Regions from separate parts of the Homo sapiens genome. Here all the other regions are linked to region 1. The links are chromatin contacts, found by Hi-C or POLR2A ChIA-PET in ENCODE. All regions are on one chromosome and are shown on one strand. The core of a region is the stretch at or near the end of the contact, and the rest is flanking DNA. Distances in the headings are between cores, read along the strand shown. Region 1 overlaps ANKRD55 (ankyrin repeat domain 55). Region 2 holds the start of IL31RA (interleukin 31 receptor A). Region 3 overlaps IL31RA (interleukin 31 receptor A).

Region 1 (4,129 bases), core at 1,013-3,512:
TAGGTGGGAATTGAACAATGAGAACACATGGACACAGGGGAAGGGGAACATCACACACCGGGGACTGTTGTGGGGAGGGATAGCATTAGGAGATATACCTAATGCTAAATGACAAGTTAATGGGTGCAGCACAACAACATGGCACATGTATACATATGTAACTAACCTGCATGTTGTGCACATGTACCCTAAAACTTAAAGTATAATAATAATAAAATTAAATTAAATTTTAAAAAAACCATCAGATCTCATGAGAACTCACTATTATGAGAACAGCAGCATGGGGGAACCACCCCTATGATCTAATCACCTCCCACGAGGTCCCTCCGCCAACATGTAGGGATTACAATTCGGATTACAATTCAAGATGAGATTTGGGTGGGAACACAGAGCCAGACCATATCACTGCCTAATTACCAAAGTATTTCTTGACATAATATTTTAACATCAGAAAAGTTTCCACAAAACCCCAGTGGGTGAGAAAGCCCATCTGAGCAGAACATGTGTACTAAATTAATCAGTAAATGTGTATATTGCCTCCATCCTAAAGGCCCCATACATAAAGATTAAGATATTTTTAAGAATTAATATTATTAAAATAAAGATGCATTCTATTAAAGTGCATTCTAAGAGGCATCTTTACTGAATTTCAACACAGAAACACTCCTTAAAACAGAAAATTCCATTCCCCAGGTCCTCTTCATGCAGGAGAGATGCTCAACATGAAATGCCATTCACAGCTCAGAAAACCTACCCCCGCAAGAGCACAGAGATGCTAACATTCAAAGAAACACAACATGTGTTGCATCACAAATTTGGTTAGGAAGAAAGATCTGATTGCAGTCAGATATTTACTCTTGAGATAATATTGTTGCAAGACTTCCTCCCCACAGAATGAAATCTCTTCTTTTCCACTCCCACGGTATGAAGGTCACTTTGCATGTTTGTTCCCTCAACTGGTACATGTGGAAAGTTCGGAGCTATTTTTCCCTTTAAAATGTTAGAAAGAAACTCTCTTCTTCTCATATGACTGACACTTTCTAAAACACTCTTATCATCTCAGGAAATACACCCTGAGGGACTGGAGAAGACATGAGAAATGGTAAAAATGTTTCTGCTCACAAAATTACTACAGCCTGCTGCACAAGGCAAAGGGTCTCGTTTAAGAGCAAGGAGACACAAGTGCCTATCAATGTCAAAGTAGTAATTTGGATAATAATAACAACAGGCACACTTTGTTTTTTTTTTTCTTTAACTTTCATTTTAAGTTCAAGGGTACATGTGTAGGATGTGCAGGTTTGTTACATAGGTAAATGTGTGCCATGGTTGTTTGCTGCACAGATAATCCCATCACCTAAATATTAAGCTCGGCATCTATTAGCTCTTCTTCCTGATGCTCCCCCTCTCCCCACACCACCCCCTCTGACAGGCTCCAGTGTGTGTTGTTCCTCTCCATGTGTCCATGTGTTCTCATCATTCAGTTCCCACTTATCAGTGAGAACACGTGGTGTTTGGTTTTCTGTTCCTGCATTAGTTTGCTGAGGATAATGGCTTCCAACTCCATCCATGTCCCTGCAAAGGACATGACCTCGTTCTTTTTTATTGCTGCATAGTATTCCATGGTGCATATGTATCACATTTTCTCTATCCAGTTTATCACTGATGGGCATTTAGGTTGATTCCATGTTTTTGCTAACAGTGAATAGTGCTGCTATTGTGATATGCATGCAAGTATCTTTATAATAGAATGATTTATATTCCTTGGGGTATATACCTAGTAATGGGATTGCTGGGTCAAATGGTATTTCTGCCTCTTGGTCTTTGAGGAATCACCCCACTAATTAACACACTTTGAATATTTACTCTGGGCCAGGCACTGCTTTAAGCACTTCATATGAATTAATTCATTTAGCTCTCAGAACAGCCCTAAGGGGGAGGCACTATTCTTATCCATTTGGCAAGTGAAGAACGGACATAGAGATGTTAAGCAACTTGCCTAAGGTCACATAGCTAGCAGGTAAGTGGCAGTGCCAGAATCAGACTCTAGAGGTGAGGCCCCAGAGCTTGTGCTCTTACCATTTTTCTATATGTATGCTTTGTGTCACCTGATATATTTGAAAAAAGTCACATGAGACTAATTTTGTTTCAATGCCAGCCAGCTGTATCAATGACCTTTAACTTGTTCTTGCATGGCCAAAGAGTTCCAGATTGACTCAGGGCCCAGGTGAAGGTCCACAGAGACTCTTTATTACCAGTGGGTGGCAATGTTGTCCCATGAAGCCATCGTGGTGCAGTGTAAGGCCTGGCATGCTCCTTAAAGGTGGAAAGACGCCACTTTGTGGATAGGTCATTCTGGGTACCCCTAAGAATGCAGTTTCTTCAAAGCATTCAGGATAATCCCGCAGGGGGAGAGAGGGAATTAGAGGAATGCCCAGGAAACTGTTCATTGAAGTGATTCTTCCCGTCCTGCCATAATATCTCCAGTATGTCTCAATCATAAATAAGACATTTGTCTTCCCACTAGGGCATGTCTTTCTTAGGGACAGAAACTCTGTAGCCTTTGTAACTACAATTTTACTAGCATATGGTAGATGAGTAAATGGATGAATGAGTTCTTCAGAGGCAATCAATTCTATTTCAAGGAACAATCTAAGAAAGAGCTTCAGAGTCCTCTGTGGTTGTCCAAAATGAATCCAGACATCATTGGTGACCCTAGGATGTGTTTAGTCACCCAAGAATCCTCAGAATAGAATAAACCAAAGAAAGCCTCCCCAAATTACCCTGGTCTGAGCTCTTGAAATTGCAATACCCAATGTGCCCTTCCACTGACCTGGCCCTTTTGCAAAAGGGTCACAGCTTAGGCAGAACAAATGTCAAGCTAACTTCTGGGTAATTTCAACAAAATGGGCCCAGTAACCGATGCAGTCAAGGGCTTTCCCAAAGAGCTCCATAATAACCCAAGGACAGAGCCACCATATGAAGCTCTAAAAAAGGAACTTTTTGTAAAACTTGAGATACTCTAAGGAAGGTCCTCTAATCTAAAACATTTTTAATAGCCTATTACGTGTCTGACATACCAGTATTAATGCTAAGCCCTTGACATTGGATAATTTATGATACATCCAGAAATCAGTTAGGTTTTTTGACCATGAAAAATGAAGGAAAGAAATGATCTTAAGGCTGTCTATTCTTCCAATTTTTAGGTAAAAATTAATAAAAATTAAAATACATACCTATGTCTTTTTTAAAAAAAAACCTACTAGAGTATTTATAAAGGTCAGAATTAGCAAAATACATACTTTTTTCTTTTTTAGGATGTTATCAAACAGCAAGGACTTGCTTTCTTAGTTATAGATATGCTAGGCTCTGTGTACCCCCTTAGTATTAGTTTATTAAAGCTAGTAAGCCTGAATTTGGTTTATTCTGACAGGTATAAAAGAACATAAATTCATTATAGAGAATTTGAAAAATATAGAAAGTTCTGAAGAATATCCAAGAGATTATCTCTATAGACTTTTTGATGCACGTTCTTCCAGGCTTTTACGGACTTTTACACATTTCATATATATACATATTACAATTAAAACACAATTGTAGAGATGCTGTGTTGCTCAGGCTGGTCTCCAACTACTGGTCTCAAGTGATCCTCTCACCTCGGCCTCTTTTTTTTTTTTTTGAGACAGAGTCTCACTCTGTCACCCAGGCTGGAGTGTAGTGGTGCGATCTCGGCTCACTGCAAGCTCCACCACCCGGGTTCATGCCATTCTCCTGCCTCAGCCTCCCAAGTAGCTGGGACTACAGGCGCCCGCCACCACGCCCAGCTAATTTTTTTGTACTTTTAGTAGAGACAGGGTTTCACCGTGTTAGCCAGGATGGTCTCGATCTCCTGACCTTGTGATCCGCCCACCTCGGCCTCCCAAAGTGCTGGGATTACAGGCGTGAGCCACCAAACCAAGCCACACCCAAGTTTTTTTTTTTTTTTAACTTTGAACATGGTAATTTATCTTATGCATTATTTAAATCAACTGTTTAAAAATGTTCAAAAGCCACTTTAAGAAACATTTAAAAATACATTTTTCTGACTTAATGGTGATCACTTAAAATAAGCAAGTCACCAGACATTTTTAAA
Region 2 (4,129 bases), core at 651-3,150, 350 kb after region 1:
GAAACAACTAAAAGAAGTGACTAACTTTTAAATTTTCTCTTCAGGAAGTCCTTACAAATGTGGTAATAGCTGAAACAGTGAGAGTATCTTTAGCTTGAAATGAGAAATACGCAATCATGTTAACTGTCTTTAGACAATGAAGGAGATGAAGGAAAGAAAATAATGGTAGCTGACTCCAAAAAGAGGCTTACAAATTCTTATTTACGTCTAAAGGAAAACATACTGAACTGAGAAACCAGAGCTTCAGTTTAGCCACTAGTAATAATCATCATTAATAATTTGTGGAGCTCTTACTGTGTGTCAGGCATAGTACTAAGAACTTCACATTAATTATCTCTTTTAATCTTCACAACAATCCTATAACATCAGGAGTATTTTTATTCCCACTTTATAGGCAAGGAAACTGAGGTCAAAACAGTAAGCAACATGTCCTACATGGGTGGTGGAGCCAAGACTTGAACCAAGGCAGCCTGACTCTCAGTTTCCTAGCAATCAAAGGTTCAAATTAGATTATTTCTAGGATCCCTTCTAGTACCACAATTTTGCAACCGTTTGTAATGGACTGACAAAACCACGAGAAATAAATAGACCGGGGAAGAGATTATGATGCAAAAGGAAAGAAAACTAAGTTTTAAAACAAGCTATGCTTTCCAGCCCCACATTTTAATTTTTAACCCATTCCCCATCTTCCTTAGGCAATGTTCCACTAAGTAGGAGGAATAAGGGTGAGAAAGAGAGCTAGTCTTTTACCTAGAAGATTATAATTATGAGATATTTAAAATTCCAGCCAGGCGTGGTGGCTCACGCCTGTAATCCCAGCACTTTGGGAGGCTGAGGCAGGTGGATCACCTGATGTCAGGAGTTTGAGACCAGCCTGACCAACATGGCAAAACCCCATCTCTACTAAAAATACAAAAAAATTAGTCAGGCATGGTGGCAGGCACCTGTAATCCCAGCTACTCGGGAGGCTGAGGCAGGAGAATCGCTTGAACCCGGGAGGCAGAGGTTGCAGTGAGCCAAGATCGTGCCATTGTACTCCAACCTGGCGACAAGAGTGAAACTCTGTCTCAAAAAATAAATAAAATAAAATAAAATAAAATTCCATTATAATATACTATAGAGAAAAGCTAAATGCTAGCACAAAAATAGCAAGCATTTCTTGAATTTATTCAACCAATACTTAGTAAACACCTATTACATGCATAACAGCTCACTAAAGGTGTTGTGTATTAAATAGAATTCTGGTTAAGACAAGACCAATTGAGCATATACATTTATCTCTACTCTCTCAGGAAACTCCACAAAAATTATGGCAAAGATATAGAACCACAAGACAAAACAAATGGGAAGAGGCAACAGCAAATAAGAGATGTCAACAAATCTTTGGAAAAAGAGAAATGAATCAAGCCATAACTGAACTGGTAAAGATGAGAAAGCAGAAACCTAGAAATGCCTAATAAGGTTGCCAACAATAAGCAAACATAATTATGCCACGGAATCTCATACGGCTCAGGATTTGAGACACTAGGTAGGTAAAATCAACCCTCATTACTCACAGCTTCCTTATTTGTGAATTCACCTACTTGCTAGGAATTATTTGTAACCCCCCAAATCAATACTCACAATGTTTTGCGGACATTCACAGACACATGCCGTGGTGAAAAACTTGAGTTGCCTGATGCACATTCCCAGCTGAGGTGGAACAAGCTGACACTCTGCCTTCCTGTCTCAATTTTCATACTGCACACACATGTCTTTTCATGGTCTATTTAGTGCCATGCTGGTTATTACTATTTTTTTTTGCAATTTTTTGCCTTTTATGAGTGATTTTGCTGTTTCGAATGCCCCCCAAGCAGAGTGCTGGAGTGCTGTCTGGTGTTCCTAAGCAGAAGGAGGCTGTGCCTCATGGAGAAAATATGTGTGTTAAATAAGCTCTATTCAGGCATGAGTCATAGTACTGTTATTAGCCATGAGTTCAATGTTGATGAATCAACAATGTATATTAAATAAGGTGTCTTTAAACAGAAACACACACAAAACAAGGTTATGTATTGATTAGCTGACAAAAATGTTGTGACCAGAGGCTCACAGGCACCTAACTCTATATTTCCCCCACAGAGAATAATTCAGTATTTTCTTTTTTTCTTTTTTTTTTTCTTCTGAGACAGAGTTTCGCTCTTGTTGCTTAGGCTGGAGTGCAATTGCGCCATCTCAGCTCACCGCAACCTCCACCTCCCGGGTTGAAGTGATTCTCCTGCCTCAGGCCAGCCTCCCATGTAGCTGGGATTACAGGCATGCGCCACCAAGCCCAGCTGATTTTGTATTTTTAGTAGAGACGGGGTTTCTCCATGTTGTTCAGGCTGGTCTCAAACTCCTGACCTCAGGTGATCCACCTGCCTCGGCCTCCCAAAGTGCTGGGATTACAGGCATGAGCCACCACGCTCAGCAGTATTTTCTAATTCAGTGTTTGTGGCGATTTTATTGAACATAATTGCCAGGAATAATGAAGGAATAATGAGAATTGACTATACCTCTGAAACAAAAATCATAAGATTGGTTGAAAATCTGAAAAAGAAATAGACTACCTAATCCTAACCCCACAAAGCCAAATTCATTAAATTTCTCCCATCCCAACAGCAGATGGGGGGAAAAAACTTGAAAGAAAGGCAATGCAGAAAGCAGAATATTTTTTAAAAGAAATATTAGTTAAACCTTCATAGAAAATAAGAAAAAATGTTGTACCCACAAAATATGAATAGGATGCTATGATAAAGGCATAATTAGAGAACAAGAACTCTTGGAGATTCAAAATATGAGAGCTGAAGTCTAAAGACTAGAAAATAAAGTTGAGGAAATCTTCCAGAAGATAGAAGAAAAGACAAAGAGATGAAGAATAGCCAACATCTGACTACCAGCAGTACAGAAGCACAGAACAGAGGAATGGAGGGAAAGAAATAATGAGAGAAGTGATACAATAAAATTCCCAAGAATTGAGGAACATTTGTTTCCAGATTGAAAGGGCCCACTGTAAACAGCATAATAAATGAAAATAAATCTACACTGAAGTACAAAACAGTGAAGTTTCAGAATATCAAGAATAAACAGAAAAAAAATGTTTCCAGATAGGAAAAAAATAAGTCACATACAAAGGATCAAGGATGAGAATGGCTTTAGACTTAATAACAAAACCAGAAGTTAGAAAGCAATGGATCAATTCCTTTATAACTCTATTGGAAAATTATTTCTCACCTAGGATGCTCTACCCATCCAAATGATCCATCAGAAAGAAAGGTAAAACAACGTTCTTGAAACTGCATTTTCCAACATGCCAAGTTTCAAGAACTTTATCTCCCATGTGACCATTTTCGAGATGTTATTGAAAAAAGTGACTACAAAAACAAGAGCATAAGCCAAAACAAAAAGGAAAAATGGGCTCCCAAAAACAGCAAATTTCAAATAGAAGAGAGAGAATTCCAAGAATGGTGGCCAAGGGAGATCCCAAGATGATAAGAGTACAACAGGCTTGGAGAGCAACTAGCCCAAGTGAGTGGCAGACGCCAGGCTCAAGGAGGGATATTTCCAATGAAAAAATACATGGAGGGGACCCAATGGATCTGACAGATGTTGAAACTTGAAAAGTTTTGCAGCACTCTTAGAAAGTTTGGAGAAGGATGAGTAATCGGCTCAGTAAGTTAAGGAAACCAAAAAATGGCATAATTATTAATTCCAGGAAAAAGAAAATGTTATATAAGAAAATATATTTAAAGTCCAATATGTGGCTCAGCTATGAATAACTATAGAGTCACAACAATGAAAACATTAATGGATTTAACAAAAGTTATAACTATATTGAAAGAATGGGGTTAGGAAAGGATGCACATATGTGTGTGTTTGTGTATAGAATTGGTAAGAGACTTCAGTCTTTATCTTCCATAGTTAGTAAGAAGTCAATAGATAATGTCTAAAATTGAAAAAAAAATTAAATTGCAGTATAAACATGTTCTTTATAGATATGGAAATAAACCCCAGAAAAAAAAAAAGCTAAAAGAAATGAAAGTGATTTTTTCTGTGAAGAAAGTTTGGCAATGGGAAGGGATATAGCACTGTATTGCTGTTATTCGTGGTAAGT
Region 3 (4,129 bases), core at 986-3,485, 300 kb after region 1:
ACATCTGGAACTTAATCAGAATCAGACAGAGATCTTACTGAAAATATTCGAACACACAGAAGAGAACTCTTGGAGGTGCAGCAAGGCAGAGGTGGAAGGTACAAACTGGGCGGGGCTCAGAAATTCCAGGGCATGCTCTCCCCTCACCCAATCCTCACCAGCGTTGCACTCCTCAACCTGCAAAACTCGAATCCATGGGAAAAGCGTTTCTTTTTCTTTTTCTTTCTTTCTTTCTTTTTTTTTTTTTTTTGAGGCAGAGTCTCGCCCTGTCACCCAGGCTGGAGTGCAGTGGCATGATCTTGGCTCACTGCAACCTCCACCTCCTGGGTTCAAGTGATTCTTGTGCCTCAGCCTCCCGAGTAGCTGGGACTATAGGTACATGCTAACACACCTGGCTAATTTTTTGTATTTTTAGTAGAGATGGGGTTTCACCATGTTGGCCAGGCTGGTCTCAAACTTCTGACCTCAAGTGATCTGCCCAGCTCAGTCGGTCTCCCAAAGTGCTGGGATTACAGGCACGAGCCACCACGCCCAGCCAGGAAGAGTGTTTCAATGAATGTCAGAGATGATCCTGGATACAGGCACAAAAGTGTCCTGCAAAAAAAAAAAAAAAAAGAAACCCAAAAGTCTTTTGAAGCTGGAAGCCTAGGCCACATGTAGGAATCTGGGGTGGGGACCAGGGGTCCTGCATCCTGCTATTCCTTGGCAACAAACCCCAGCAGGCTGTGTGTATATTTAGGAGTCTTGTTCTTGTAAGCCACAGTTGACGGATCCTTTTCCCAAACAGGGTCCTTATGAGACACTCCAGGGGCTAGTCCTAGCAGCAAGGCCAGGTAAGTTGTCAACCTGAAAAGGTAACTCTGAGAAGGACAACTGAGGCATGGAGGAAATGTGAAGCCACAGAAGGAGCAGAGGCCGGGGCAAGAAGCACAGAGCCTGGAGATTGACCCCACCTAACCCTAGGGCTCTGAGTTTCTCCTTCCAGCCTTCCCCTGCTCACCGCCTGGAAGCATACCCAGCCAGTCCTGGCTGAAAGTCCCTGCTGGAGCCTTGGAGATGTAACTAGACTCTTCTAGCAGCCAATGTTGGCGCTCCACCCAGACCCACTCAGCTTCCTTCTTACTGTGTGCTTGTGTTTTGCTTGGCTGGGATGACTATGAGATGTCACTCACACTCTAGATAGAGTCCCCTGCAAGATCCAGTGGGAACCCCCCTCCCTGGGGCTTTTATCTCAGATTGTACCTGTTACAGGTTGAATTGTATCCCCCCAAAGTATATACCCAGTGCCACACAATGTGACTGTATTTGGAAATAGGCCATTGCAGATGTAATTAGTTAAGACAGTGGGCCCTTTATAAGAAAAGAGGAATCTGGGCATGGAAACAGAGACACACAAGAAGCTAGCCATGTGAAGACTGAAGCAGAGATTGGATTTATGGGAGTTACTGGAGCTACCACAAGCCAAGGAATACCTGGGGCCACTACAAGCTGGAAGGGGTAAGGAAGGATTCTCCCCTAGAGACTTTAGGGAGCATGGCCAACCAGCACCTTGATGTGGGACTTCTGGCCTCCAGGACCATGAGACAATAAAGTTCTGTTGTTTGAAGCCCCCCAGTCTGCAGTGCTTCGTTTTGGCAGCCCTGAAAGCCCACCTTCATCTCAGCCTCTGCCCTGTCCTGGCCTGCTTCTGCAGCTTCCTCATCTCCCTGGAGGCACTTTTTTAAAAAATGATTGCCCACAAATCCTGGCCTGAAGAAGCCAGTGTTGGTGTCTAAACCCACACTCCTTCTCACCAACACTGGAGCTCTGAGGAGCAGGGAGATCCGGGTCTAAAGCGCCAAGTGCACTGCAGAGACTGCGGAGACCACAGGGGCGTGGCGCCGGCCCCAGGAAACCATGAGTCAACCTTGAAAGGGGAAAGCCTGGCCACACCAAGGGGCGCCAAAAGGGGAATTTCCAAGTCATCACTCTACTCAATATAAACGAATCGCCGGGTCCTTCCATCATTCAACAAGAGCTTTCTGAGCAATTACTCCAAACATCCCCAGGTGTGGTGGGAAACACAGATCCTTCCTTGAAGAAGCAGGGAGGGGCTTTGACTGTGAAAGCCATTGATTTCTTGTGATCTGCATGAAGACAGTCACCCGGGGCTCACGTGCTGGTGCTGCTTCTCCTTTGCCAACCGTCCTGGCCCATCCTGAGCTCTGCCCCAACTTGGGCCCATCTTCCTCCTCTGGCCTTATGACACAGTGGCCGGGCTTTCCGATGCCCTGCCTGGGACCACGCCACCGCTGCCTGCTGTCTCGGGTCTCACAAAACCCAGGGCGTGCTGAGCAGAAGGAACCTCATTCCAAGCCCTTATTCCAAGAGGGGAACGTGGAGGCCCGCACAGGTCAATAACCAGTTCAGTGTCACACAGCATCTGTGACCGGAATTCAAGTCACTTTATGAATAACACATCTAAGGTTGTGGGATATGGTACAAGTTGGGAATCCTGCAGATCCGAGCTGGAATCATCCCACTCCAGAGACCTTGGGCACATTACTAAGCTTGCCTGAATCCCTTTGCCGTCTATAAAATAGATCTCACAGCATCTACATCATGAGTCATGTCAAGGCTAAAATGGGAAAACCTATGTTATCTTAGCACAATTCCTGACACATACTAGTAGACAATGTATGATAACTATTACTTAATGATAGTTATACTTACAAAAATTATCTTATTATTCTCTAGTTATTATTCTCATTCTCCAGTTGCCTCCACTTTAGTAAGCAAAATTCTGTAGAATATTACTTTCTTTTGTTTGTTTTTGAGACAGGGTCTCGCTCTGTCACTCAGGCTGGAGTGCAGTGGTACAATCTCGGCTCACTGCAGCCTCAACCTCTTTGGCTCAAGCGATTCTTCCCCCTCAGCCTCTCAAGTAGCTGGGACTACAGGCACATGCCACCAGGCCTGGCTAATTTTTGTATTTTTTTTTTTTTTTTTTTTGTAGAAACAAGGTTTCACTATGTTGCCTGGACTTGTCTTGAACTCCTGAACTCAGCGATCCACCCGTCTTGGCCTCAAAGTGCTGGGATTACAGGCGTGAGCCATCGTGCACATCCAGAACATTATTTTCTTTTATGTCTGGGACTAGCATCTGTAAAGTTTCTCTGTAAAGAGCCAGATAGCAAATATTTTAGATTTTAGGTTTTGTGGGCTAGGTCGTCTCTGTCATAACTATTCAACTTAGCCACCGTTGCACAAAAGAAGCCATAAATAATATGTGAGCAAATATGTGTGGTTGTGTTAGAGTGAAACTTCATTTACAATAACAAGTGTCCAACCAGATTTAACCTGCAAGCTGCAGTGTGCCAATACCTGATCTAGGACCCTTATAATTGATGATCACACAGTCGTATCTGACACAAAGCCAAAAAAAACCTAAGTGAATTTAGCATAACTTTAAAGTGTATTTTATAATATTTTTAAAGTCGATAATCTGTGTCTAACAGAAATTTGATCAATCAGAAATTTTATTAAGAATGACAATAAGCCAGGAGCAGTGGCTCACGCCTGTAATCCCAGCACTTAGGGAGGCTGAGGCAGGTGGATCACCTGAGGTCAGGAGTTCGAGACCAGCCTGACCAACATGGAGAAACCCCGTCGCTACTAAAAATACAAAATGAGCCTGGTGTGGTGGCACATGCCTGTAATCCCAGCTACTCAGGAGGCTGAGGCAGGATAATTGCTTGAACCTAGGAGGTGGAGGTTGTGGTGAGCTGAGATCACACCATTGCACTCCAGCCTGGGCAACAAGAGCGAAACTCCATCTCAAAAATTAATAATAATAATAATAATAATAATAATAATAATAATAATGACAATAGTAATAATTAGCACCAGACAAAGCATTTTACATACATGATCTCATTTAATCTTCACTACAGCTCTGTGAGGTAGGTATTATTATATAATAGCTCCATTTTACGAGTAGCTAATCTTCAGAGAAGTTAGGTAACTTGCCCAAGGTTAATGGTATCTTGTGGAAGAGCAAAGATTTGAACCCGGGGCTGCTGGACTCCAAAGCCCATGCTTTTATACCCTATTCTTTACCACCTCCCATCCTGGGGCCACACTGGGAAAC

The links. A loop is a pair of places that touch in the nucleus more often than their neighbours do. ChIA-PET counts read pairs that join two places held with the same protein, here RNA polymerase II (POLR2A). Pooled maps may share reads with other maps.
Region 2: a pooled map shows a loop between it and region 1 (2.5-fold over the local background). The contact joins the promoter of IL31RA here to the enhancer-like site in region 1. A Hi-C loop is called at or near these places in 1 of 168 maps with a recorded cell type or tissue (mammary epithelial cell) and 4 of 50 pooled maps. POLR2A ChIA-PET finds 5 or more read pairs at or near these places in 1 of 52 experiments (MCF 10A).
Region 3: a loop to region 1 is called in a pooled map, with 2.3 times the contacts of the local background. The contact joins two enhancer-like sites. A Hi-C loop is called at or near these places in 2 of 50 pooled maps. POLR2A ChIA-PET finds 5 or more read pairs at or near these places in 3 of 52 experiments (H1, T-cell and naive thymus-derived CD8-positive, alpha-beta T cell).

Annotation. Positions count from the first base shown.
Region 1 is chr5:56,199,438-56,203,566 of GRCh38, reverse strand. The region is part of intron 2 of ANKRD55 (ankyrin repeat domain 55); the gene reads left to right. Among named protein-coding and RNA genes, the nearest start is that of ANKRD55, 32 kb to the left of the region's middle. Within about 2 kb of position 2,262, at least 2 of the 41 ENCODE cell types and tissues checked have a DNase peak (open chromatin) inside an H3K27ac peak, as active enhancers do.
Region 2 is chr5:55,849,128-55,853,256 of GRCh38, reverse strand. IL31RA (interleukin 31 receptor A) reads right to left here and starts at 1,900. Exons shown (of 15, transcript NM_139017.7): 1 at 1,624-1,900. The coding sequence starts at 1,686.
Region 3 is chr5:55,901,322-55,905,450 of GRCh38, reverse strand. The region is part of intron 8 of IL31RA (interleukin 31 receptor A); the gene reads right to left. Among named protein-coding and RNA genes, the nearest start is that of IL31RA, 52 kb to the right of the region's middle. RefSeq lists enhancers at 1,549-2,048, 1,610-2,259, 2,049-2,550. Within about 2 kb of position 2,235, at least 2 of the 41 ENCODE cell types and tissues checked have a DNase peak (open chromatin) inside an H3K27ac peak, as active enhancers do.